2 separate regions of the Homo sapiens genome follow, and region 2 is linked to region 1. A link is an interaction called in ENCODE POLR2A ChIA-PET data of the cell type or tissue named here. Cell type or tissue: A673. All regions are shown on one strand. Each heading gives the region's core, and the rest is flanking DNA. Links, peaks and the distances in the headings are about the cores only. Region 1 overlaps LOC107986075 (a long non-coding RNA gene). Region 2 has its middle 59 kb from the start of MOBP.

What was found. Peaks named below come from ENCODE experiments on the same cell type or tissue, not always from the same donor. Only the 100,000 strongest peaks of a DNase experiment are listed, where the experiment ranks them.
Region 2: POLR2A ChIA-PET joins it to region 1 with 8 read pairs; 3 of 35 experiments call an interaction of 5 or more read pairs at or near these places.

The regions. Positions count from the first base shown.
Region 1 is chr3:39,420,986-39,426,374 of GRCh38, reverse strand. It overlaps LOC107986075 (a long non-coding RNA gene), which reads right to left. Exons shown (of 2, transcript XR_001740663.2): 2 at 1,515-2,573. Among named protein-coding and RNA genes, the nearest start is that of SNORA62, 13 kb to the right of the region's middle. In A673, for the core only: no CTCF peak of the experiment used is centred there; a DNase peak (open chromatin) is centred at 2,614.
Region 2 is chr3:39,524,381-39,529,769 of GRCh38, reverse strand. It overlaps a transcript of MOBP not described here. Among named protein-coding and RNA genes, the nearest start is that of MOBP, 59 kb to the right of the region's middle. In A673, for the core only: no CTCF peak of the experiment used is centred there; no DNase peak of the experiment used is centred there.

The sequences.
Region 1 (5,389 bases), core at 278-5,277:
AAATTCCTCCATGCTTTTTTTTTTTTTTTTTTCTAGCAATGACTTGGACCTTGAGATTTCATCATGTTTGAAGGCTCTCTGCTTGGTAATATTTATGAGACCATTATTCACAGACAGACAACCTTCTTTTAGGTTTTATTAGACAATATTAAGTCCAGATAAGAGACCAACAGAGGAATTTGAGAATGAAATCTGAATTCTGAGAGTATTATTACTGTTTCTTGAGAAGGAAGAGGAGAAAGGAAGGAAACATTCATTGCCACATGCTATACCTTGTGCTCAGTCATTTCACAAAGATGTCCTTTATCCTTGAACAAGATCGGGTTCACATTATCATCTTTGTACACGTGTGAACAGGGACAAGAAATGTATTTGTTTCCTTGTTTGAGATGATTACCAATGGGTGCCAGAGGGGCCTATAGGTGATTTTAATTAAATTGCTTCAAATTACTTCTCGTTCTTCAAGCAAGAAGACCACTGGATTCTATCCAGGTTTTAGCTACCCAGCTTGGGGTGGACTGAGGTTGACCAAAGGATAAAAGCTGCAAAATATAGCAAACTCACCTAGTGACTTTCTCCTTATAGGACTCAACTCTCCTCTAGAAACCACCTTCTTTTGTTTTCTCCTCACTATCATCCAACGATCATTTGTATATTTCTCCCAGAGTTTTTAGTGGTTGTCCATGAGAAGATGTGTCTGAAAGAAGCTACCTGACCACTACAAAAGTAGTTCCAATTTGTTAGCAATGTTTGAGGAAATATGGGTAAAGTTTCATGACTGACTTGTAAATTAAAGGCTGCACTTGGGCCAGGCGTGGTGGCTCATGCCTATAATCCCAGCACTTTGGGAGGCCAAGGTGGACAGATCACCTGAGGTCAGGAGTTCAAGACCAGCCTGGCCAACATGGCGAAACCCCGTCTCTACTAAAAATAAAAAAATTAGCCAGGCGTGGTGGTGCACACCTGTAATCCCAGCTACTCGGGAGGCTGAGGCAGGAGAATTGCTCCAACCCAGGAGGCAGAGGTTGCAGTAAGCCAAGATCACACCACTGTACTCCAGCCTGGGTGACAGAGTGAGACTCTGTCTCAAAAAAAAAAAAAAAAAAAAAAAAAGGCTGCACTTGAACAGTAATGTTGCCCTTTAGGTGATCAACTCAGGAAGGTATACATAAATTCTAGGAATGCTGCCATTGCTCAAAACATGTTTGGAACTCCTTGCTGGAAACTACCTTTGGAGTCAGCAGCCTCATTCCTGTGGAGTCAGTTTCCATTTTCCACCTCAAATGGTAAATGGTGTTAATGCAGTTTGGCTGTGCCTTTTTTCACCTTCATGAAATGACAAATGCATTTCTGTGTTTGTCTTCTCTCCAAATTACAGAGTAAGTTCCTGGAGGATGGGGAAAGTTTCTAGTTATCTGTCGAATCCCACATTCTTGGCCTAACACAAGGCACGTGGTCAGTTTTCAACAAATATTGTTGAATAGTGAAATTACAAGGTATAAGAGTTTACTGTATTTTTGTTTTTGTGGTAAACATGTCAGGCAGTAGCTTTTTTATTTGATTATTGCATGCATAGACTATTGCTGGCAGAAGGGACCTTAACAACTTCTAGAATAACTTTCCAGTTCATGGAAAAAAGCTTTCTGGCAAGTTAAACCTTGAAGCTTCTTCCTGAATATTCAAATCAAAGCAGGTTAGCAATTGCTCTTTACCTAACTGAAATGCACATAAACAACACTGCATTGCAATTTTTCACTAATCAGATTGTCAAAGAATGATAATTATTATGAGTGATAATAAATTCAAATCTGCAGTCTCTTTTGTTGCTACTAAAAATTCAATTTAGGGAAATTTAATGTTTTTATTTTAACATCTTAAAATGTTCCCTGCCATGTGATTCAGTTAACCACAAGGATGTTAATGACAGCCATGTTTATAATAGTTGAAATTTTATAAAATATTAAAACTAGGAAAATAGATATATAAACTATTTTGCAGCCACTTAATAGCTTACTGTGTAGCTAATGTATACAATCGATATAAAAGCTTATTGTAAATTCTAAGAGCATTTAGAGAAATGCTTATTGTTAATTCTAAAGAGAAGGTCAGTTGGCCATATATTGTGTATATAAAAAGTTACTTTCACCTAGTTACATTACCTGATAAGTTCACTGCTATGATATAGAGGAGTGGTGATAGTGGGTTATCCATGTCTTGTTTCTGACTTTAGTGAAAATGCCTCTAGAATTTTTCCATTGTATCAGTTATCTATTGCTCAGTAACAAACTCCCTGAAAGCTAAGTTGATTAAAACAAAAACAATTATTTCTTTTGCTCACAAATAAGCACAGAGTTTGACAGGAATGACTTGCATCTGCTCCACATGGCAACTGCTGAGATGGCTCCAACTGGGGCTGGACAATCCACTTTCAATACAGGTCATTCTCTTGGCTGGCAAGTTAGTGCTGGATGTTAGCTGGGAATTCAGCTGGTCTGGGGCTGGGGACTGGGGACTTTGGTTCTTCTCCATATGGGCCTCTCCCCAGCTGCTCAGGCTTCCTCACTGGAAGATGGCTGAGTTTCAAGAGCAAATGTCCCAAGGGACCCAGACAAAAGGGAATGGCATTTTTATGGCATATCTTTGAAAAACACATAGCATCATTTCCATTCTATCTTATTACTTGAGGAAGTTGGAACTTCTACCAAGGCTGAAAGGGAGGGGACATAGATTCCACCCATTGGATAGTGACAATGTCATGTTAAGATAAGCATGTAGAATGAGAGACATTTATGGTCTGAAGTTGATATTTTAAACTCTCTCATTAACAAAGACCTCAAAACACTTTATCTTTCACATAACCTCCATACCCGTTTTAAAATTTTTATCATTATTATTAGAGACAGGGTCTTGCTACATTGCCAAGGCTGATCTGGAACTCCTGGGCTCAGGAGATTCTCCTGCTTTGGCCTCCTGAAGTGTTGGAGTTACAGGCATGAGCCACCACACCCAGCCTATACTCTTTGTAAATATTTTGTTGATTGCTTTTATCTTGCTTGTTTTTTACCCCATATATTAGAAATCTTGTTACTGATTTACACAGTCTAATGTTTGCCACCAAGGAATATATCTCTAAAGAATATAGCTAGGCTGGGTGCAGTGGCTCACACCTGTAATCCCAACACTTTGGGAGGCCAAGGCAGGTGAATCACCTGAGGTAAAGAGTTTGAGACCAGCCTGGCCATCATGGTGAAACACCGTCTCTACTAAAGATACAAAAATCAGCCAGGCATGGTGGTGCACACCTGTAGTCCCAGCTATTTGGGAGGCTGAGGCAGAAGAACCGCTTGAACCTGGGAGGTGAAGGTTGCAGTAAGCTGAGATTGTACCACTGTACTCCAGCCTGGGCAATAAAGCAAAACTCCATCTCAAAAAAATAGATAGATAGATAGATATAGATATAGACATAGACATAGACATAGACATAGATATAGATATAGATATAGATATAGATATAGCTTACCTTTGCTTGTTTTTGAACTTTTCACAAATGGAATCACATATTAGGAATAATATTGTTACACTTATTTTGCCCAAATTTGTACGATTCATACATGTCATTGCATGTAGCCATGATATGTTTAATTTCATCACTGATTGGCACTTTGTGGTATAAATATACAATAGTTTATCAACAGTACTGTAGATGGACCCAGAGCTACTTCCAAGTTTGTCAATTAGAATTCTTGTCCACATACCCTAGTGCAAATGTGCATGATTTTCTTTAGTGTATACCTTCAAGGGCAATAATATAGATGCTTATGTTACTAAAGAATGCCAAACTGTACCAATTTATACTCCCACCACCTAGTATAGGAGTTCTTGTTCCAAATCCTTGTTACCATTATCTGATTTTGCCAGACTTTTTTCATTTTTTTTTTTTTGAGACGAAGTCTTGCTCTGTCGCCCAGGCTGGAGTGCAGTGGCGCAGTGTCAGCTCATTGCAACCTTCGCCTCCCAGGTTCAAGTGATTCTCCTGCCTTAGCCTCCCGAGTAGCTGGGATTACAGGTGCCTGCCACCACACTTGCGTTAATTTTGTTATGCTTATGTAGAGATGGGGTTTTGTCATGTTGGCCAGGCTGGGGCTTTTTTCTTGTTTATGGTAGGTTTGGAATGGAAAACAACTCCTTTAACCCTACCTTAATCTCACCTTAATGCATGCTACCTTTCCAAAGGGCAAGAGTGTTATCTCCTGTGGAGTCTGTCCCTTCAGATACGTAGCTCATAACTGCTTGAGGTGGGTAAATAGTGTTTGACTCTGTATATTGCGGACCAAGACAGAAAATGCCTGCATTAGCACAATTCTAGGTCCTTTCACTTCTGCTTGTAGGCTGGCCAGATCTAGCCAGAGTTCTTGTCTCTCATAGGACTATGCTTAAAGCAGCCAAGAGTCACACAGACCGTCACTCTGGATCTCTCCTACCATTTTCCTAATGCCACAGATTTGATCAAATTTTGGTCTACCCTCCAAAGCAATGCAGGCTCCAAAACCTGACCCAACATTTTACCACCATGTAATGTGAGGCACCAGCTTTTCAGCCTGTGCTCAGTGAAAACTCACAGGCTCTGTTAGTATGGAAGAAAGGAGGATGAACATGGGTGTTCAATAGATATGACTGAGAAATCCTCATAAACATTGGTGTTCATCCTGGCCGCAGCTTTCTTTTGCCTTCATTTTCTTTTTTCCTTACTAACTTTTGTTTTTTGGAAAAGTCATTATATTGTCCTAATTCTTCAATGACAGAGTCAGTTAGCCATTTGTTTTTCTCATTCTACTGTCCCCTAGCTGTCACCATTGATGGGGAACAGTCAGGTGTCCTTCCTTTTCTCCTTGGCTTCTTTCAAGAACACTTTTGGTTTTGGCATTTCAGGATTCTTTAACAATGTAAATAAGAATGGGGTTTTAAAAACCATTTCCACTTACTACACATTGGAATTCCTGAATTTGTAGATTCATGAGAATTTCGGATCATATCTATTTGTAGATTCATGAGAATTTCTTAGTCATATCTATTTGACACTGACTTCTTTATTCTCTCTTCTCTCTCTCTGGAACTCCAATTAGACAGTTTGACTCTCTAATTTTACTCTCTTTGTATCTCCTCTTTTGTATTTTTTTTCCTCCTCTCTCTGTTCTCCTTATGAATAATTGTTTTCATATATTTTTTCTAATTCATCAAACCTTTCTACAACAGTGTCTTATTATTTTTTCTGCTCATTGGGTTTTAAATTGCAATGATCATATTCTTTATTTCTAAATGGCAAAAGCACATTGTCAATAACTAGATATTGTCTTAAAAAGACAACTTACTTAAAAGAAATATATCTATA
Region 2 (5,389 bases), core at 164-5,163, 100 kb before region 1:
TGTTCCTCGCTTGATCCCACCCAGTTCCCACTTCCATCACGCTGTCCTCTGGACCATCCCACAGTGCTGCCCACTTCTTGCTAACACCAGGTTCCTCCTGCCACCTCCTTCGGGGAAAGTGATTTGACCTCCTAGTTGCACATGTTCAGTGCTGTGCTAACCTGTGTTGATGACAGACCTGTTGTTAGTTGGTTTCCTTCAAATTTTGTGTAAACCATAGTGTGTGTGTAAAATACAGACTTTGCAAATAAACATGTTATTATGGGCACCAATTGGTGTTAAACTGGCCATTTTTTTTGCTCATTTTATTATACATTTAGTTCTTACAGACATCAACTGGCATTATTTTGACCTGTTTTTCCACTTGATTTTTGCATATTTGGTTGTTTTAGTGCAAGTATGTTTTTCCCTAGATATTCATGGTCAAACTTACACCTTGGCATTTTACTTTGTTTCTTCATGTATTTCCTATACTTTATTTTTAAATCTCTTTAGGAGAAGAAGCTCAGTTACAATCTAAATTTTTGTGGAGTATTGTCCCTTTACATTTCTCCTGTTACTTTTTTAACTAGCTTTGATACTTCTCCTTCACCAACATACTGTTTTTCTCTTTGATACTGACCACTTGCTGTTTTGTGTTTATCACTGTCCACTTACCTAACATTTTCTGACATCTGTAAGATTTTCTTCCCTTATAGTGAGTCATAGTGAGCCCTGCTGAGGGTAGAGAAGCTGATTCTGCTTTGCCACCTGAGGCGCACAGACACGTGGTAATAAAAATAACATAGAACGAGGCTGCAGAGCCCCGCACAGAGGAAAGCACTGTTGGATAAATGGCCATAAACAACACAACATAACTTGCAATAGTGCCCACACACTACTAGTTGATAAAACTCAGTGTGGCTTTCATGGGAAGAAGCAGGCCTACTCTGTGCAGCTGCTGCTGAAAGACTAGGAAAAAGTGTGATTTACAAACAATGCTTAAGGTCATCCCTAGCATCACTAGAAGCCCTGATTCTCTCCAATAGGCTTGCATTATTTTCTAGCAAATGAACCACATTTCATGGAGAACTTTGATTTTGTGATAATGTCCTGTGACACTCCCTTCTGACTGTTTTGTCTCCTTATAGAAAGAAACAACACCCTGCATTTTCAAACTGTTGATTATAAACTCTTAAATGTAGACCTCACATAATTGGGGTTCATCAATACACAGCCTTTTCAGTAAACAATGCCAGAAATTCAGGTGCGTTTTTCAGGCAATTTTATTTCATCTTCCTTTTTGCATCCTATGGACTTGTGACTCTCCGATGCCCTAATGAAACCCTGCTTTCTCTCAACATCTAGAATTCACAGACTAATTCTGATTTTTTTTCCCTAGCTTGAGGTATGGAATCAACTATTCTTCCAACAGGCAGTGGTTTCTCTTTTCAGAAAATTGCTTTAGAAGCCACAGGCACTAGGTCTACAAATAAGCTTGTTCCATATTCCAACTAGAATTTGTCAGGATGACAGCAAAAATATCCAAGAGCATAAATCACTGTAGGGACAGAACAGATAAAGTCTCCTTATAAAAAATGTCCATGGGTTCTTATTGACATTTCTAATTTACCTCTATTTTAATATGTTCTTTTGCCTTACTCTAATAAAAAGTTTATGAATCCATTTTTCAACTTTTGAGCAACTAATTTTTCTTGTTTTCATTAATGTTAACAATCACAAAAAGCCATATATTGTCATACCAAATCACAAGTCTAAATTTCACTGCCACCACCCCAAAATGCAGGCGGCTCATATCTTCTCTTCTTTCTTGACCGTCAGCTCAGCCATCCTGAAACCGGCTTTACAGTGTGCAGATCCCATCAATTCTTTGGTCAGCTTCATGTTAGCACCAATATCTGAAAGGAAGGAAGCCCCAGCTTCCATCTAGATGAACACCAAAGAAACTAACAGCTCAGAACACTCAGTATGATACATAGATACGCTGTTTGCTTAATAAAAGATAATAACAGGCCGGGCGCGGTGGCTCATGCCTGTAATCCCAGCACTTTGGGAGGCCCAGGTGGGTGGATCACCTGAGGTCAGGGGTTCAAGACCAGCCTGGCCAACATGGTGAAACCCCATCTCCACTAAAAATACAAAGAATTAGCTGGGCATGGTGGTGGGTGCCTGTAATCCCAGCTACTCGGAAGGCTGAGGCAGGAGAATCATTTGAACACGGAAGGTGAAGGTTACAGTGAGCCGAGGTTGCAATGAGCTGAGATTGCGTGCCATTGCACTCCAGCCTGGGTAACAAGAGAGAAACTCCGTCTCAAAAAAAAAAAAAAAAGGAAAAGAAAAAAAGGAAAAGGTAATAAAAGGTGAATCTAGACAAATACTACTTTTCAAAGTTTCAAAAATATTATCTGTCAATTTTCTCCATTTGAGCTCCCTAATTTGAATTTAGTTTATATTCTCTTTATATTTTTTCTCTTACTAGTGCCTTTGTATATTTATGGAGCACAAATTTTAGTAGTAAACTCTAGCTTCACAGAGGGCCATGGATATATACAGTGGTGCACTGGCACCAGCTTGTGCCAGCTGACGAGAGTCAATTGTGTGCTTCTCTTCCCAATTCTGCATCAAATTTGCCAATTAAAAGACAAATGGTAAACTCCAGAGAATCATGTTCATAGCTTGAAATCTGCATCATGGTCCGGGCGTGGTGGCTCATGCCTGTAATCTCCAGCACTTTAGGAGGCCGAGGCGGGTGGATCACCTGAGGTCCAGAGGTTGAGACCAGCCTGGCCAACATGGTGAATCCCTATCTCTACTAAAAATACAAAATTAGCCAGGCATGGTCGTGGGCACCTGTAATCCCAGCTACTTGGGAGGCTGAGGCAGGAGAATGGCTTGAACCCGGGAGGTGAAGATTGCAGTGAGCCAAGGTCGCACCTTTGCACTCCAGTCTGGGTAACAAGAGTGAAACTCCATCTCAAAAAAAAAAAAAAAAAAAAGGAAGGAAGGAATCTGCATTGTGGAAATATTTACACCATGGAAATTAGCAATCTCTATAAATTAGGCCTTTTTACCCAGAGACCCAGTTGTTGGGTATTTACGAGGAAAACTCTTTTTTCCCAAAATTTTTCCCAAAACCAGTCAAAACATCAGAACATAAAATCAGTTAACATCCAGAATTATCAGTCATATTCCAGATATTATGGTTGAGAATTCCCACTCAAGAAGTTTACACAGAGTAGCTTTTGGAGCTTTATGTAATTTTTGCAATATTTACTGGTAGTGCTCCTCAGAACCAATCCTTAAAAGATAAAAAATATAACTGGATTATAGCACCTTTTAGTTATAATATCCAAGGCACATTACATTTAGCTATTCACCCATTTCAAGTAATTGTCAGATAGTTTTGATTCATCCCCAGAAGGTTTTATTTCCACAACAGACAAACAGAGAATTCAGTAGTTTCTTGTTACTAACATTTCTGGGCTAATATCTAACTTTTTGCATGAATTAATATGCACTATACTCTCACCTCCACAATCATTCCATAGCAAATGTGTGTCTTCTGGATGATGTGGAAGAGAGAGCCCAGCAAGCACTATGGGCCTGGCTTTGCCAAAATCTAAAACAGGCCAAAGGGATATTAAATTTCTTATTTGGTGTGGGTTGGGCTGGGCCAGTAATTTGTTCTCACTTACAGTGGTCTGTCGTATGTTTCACCACCACCACCACCCTGCACCTCACCATGTTATTCCCAGGAATGTAATGGCCTCAGATATCCCATCATTGGAAACACTTCATAGTAGAGGTTACCATTTTGTTGTTTATTTAGCACCTGAATTTAGGCAAGAGAAACATTTCTACCTGAAGACTCCATGCAGTCAAATTTCCCTGCCTTTATATTGGAATTTCTACAGAGACCCATGGTCTCCCCAAGTGAGGAAGCCAGGGCACTCAGCCCTCACCCTCCAGCTGCCTTGGGACAGTACTTGCCTGATTCCTCTTTCTGGGGGCGTGGCACTCTGAGCTGTATCTCATCTGGATCTATCACTCTTCCTTCATACTCTGTGGCATTCTCTCTCATCCTAGCCCCATACCCTGAACAAGACTTCATCTGACATTGCCCCTATATTTTTACTTGCCTCTTAAACTTGGCTAGGAATGGTTGTGCCCACTCAAGGACACAGAGCCATGGCCTTGTTGGATCTTTGGGCATCCGACTGTGCTTGGCCACACCAGCTCCTAGCACAAGACTGTTCCTGATGCTCTTTCTTTCCTCTAATCTGACTTCCCCTCTACCCTAGTACTGTCCATTTTACATCCCTCCACATTCTGCAACATTCTATTTTCTTCTTCATTTTCCTACCTATTACTAAACAAAGGTTTGGGTGGAAGGACGTATTTCAACTCTTCCCCATTTTTCCCCAAGTCAGAAATCATCAGAAGCCACAAGAACAAGCCCAGATCCAAAACTGAACCCAAACAAGTATTTTTGTTTTCTAAGACATATAACCTTGAATATACCCCCAGGCTTTTCAACTATCTTTCACCTATCTCTTCAAACAAATATGTCCACCTAATATTGTTAACCGTTTATATATAGCTTTTAATTTGTTATTTCTTCAAACCAGGAATTATTTTAAATCTTTTTTTTTCCAAAAGGATAGTTTTATTTTTGGGATACCCTTTTACTTTGTTGTCATTTTTATTCTATTGCATTATAAGAAAAGTGTGAGACCTTATGGCTTCTGCTTATTGGGCAATATGCAATATAATATTGTGTGTTGTTAAAATTTATGCATAGTATATTATATTACATTTGCCATCTACTATTTGCTTTTCATGTTCCTTATTTTGTCCTCTAAATTTATCTATCTAATGTGTGTATGTCTGATTTGTTTTACCTTCTATTTAATATTTTTATTTATAAATATACCACAGGTGATTCACTCATTCTATTGGTGGACATTTTGGTAATTTCTCATGATCTCTCTCCTATTTTCAATGCCAAACAATGATTCCTTGAACAGATTTACGTGTACCTACTTTTTCTATGAATTCAAGTTTTCTCTAGGATGGGTGCCTAAAATTATTATTGCTTGATCACAGGTTGTACAATTTTCTGCTTTGCCAGTATCCCCAGATTGCAACCCAAAGGTGTCATAATAATTTATAAATTCTCATCAGTAGCTTATGAGAATTTTCCCCACATCTTTGCCAATACTTGATTTTTTTTATTTTTGCCACTTTGATGGTTGTATAACATCTTTTTTTTTTCCACATGTCCCTGGAGAAAGACATGTATCTTCAGATTGAAGAAACTTGAGTCCTGAAGAGAATAAATAAAAATAAATCTGTACTTAGTGACATTATAGTGAAACTTCAGAACACC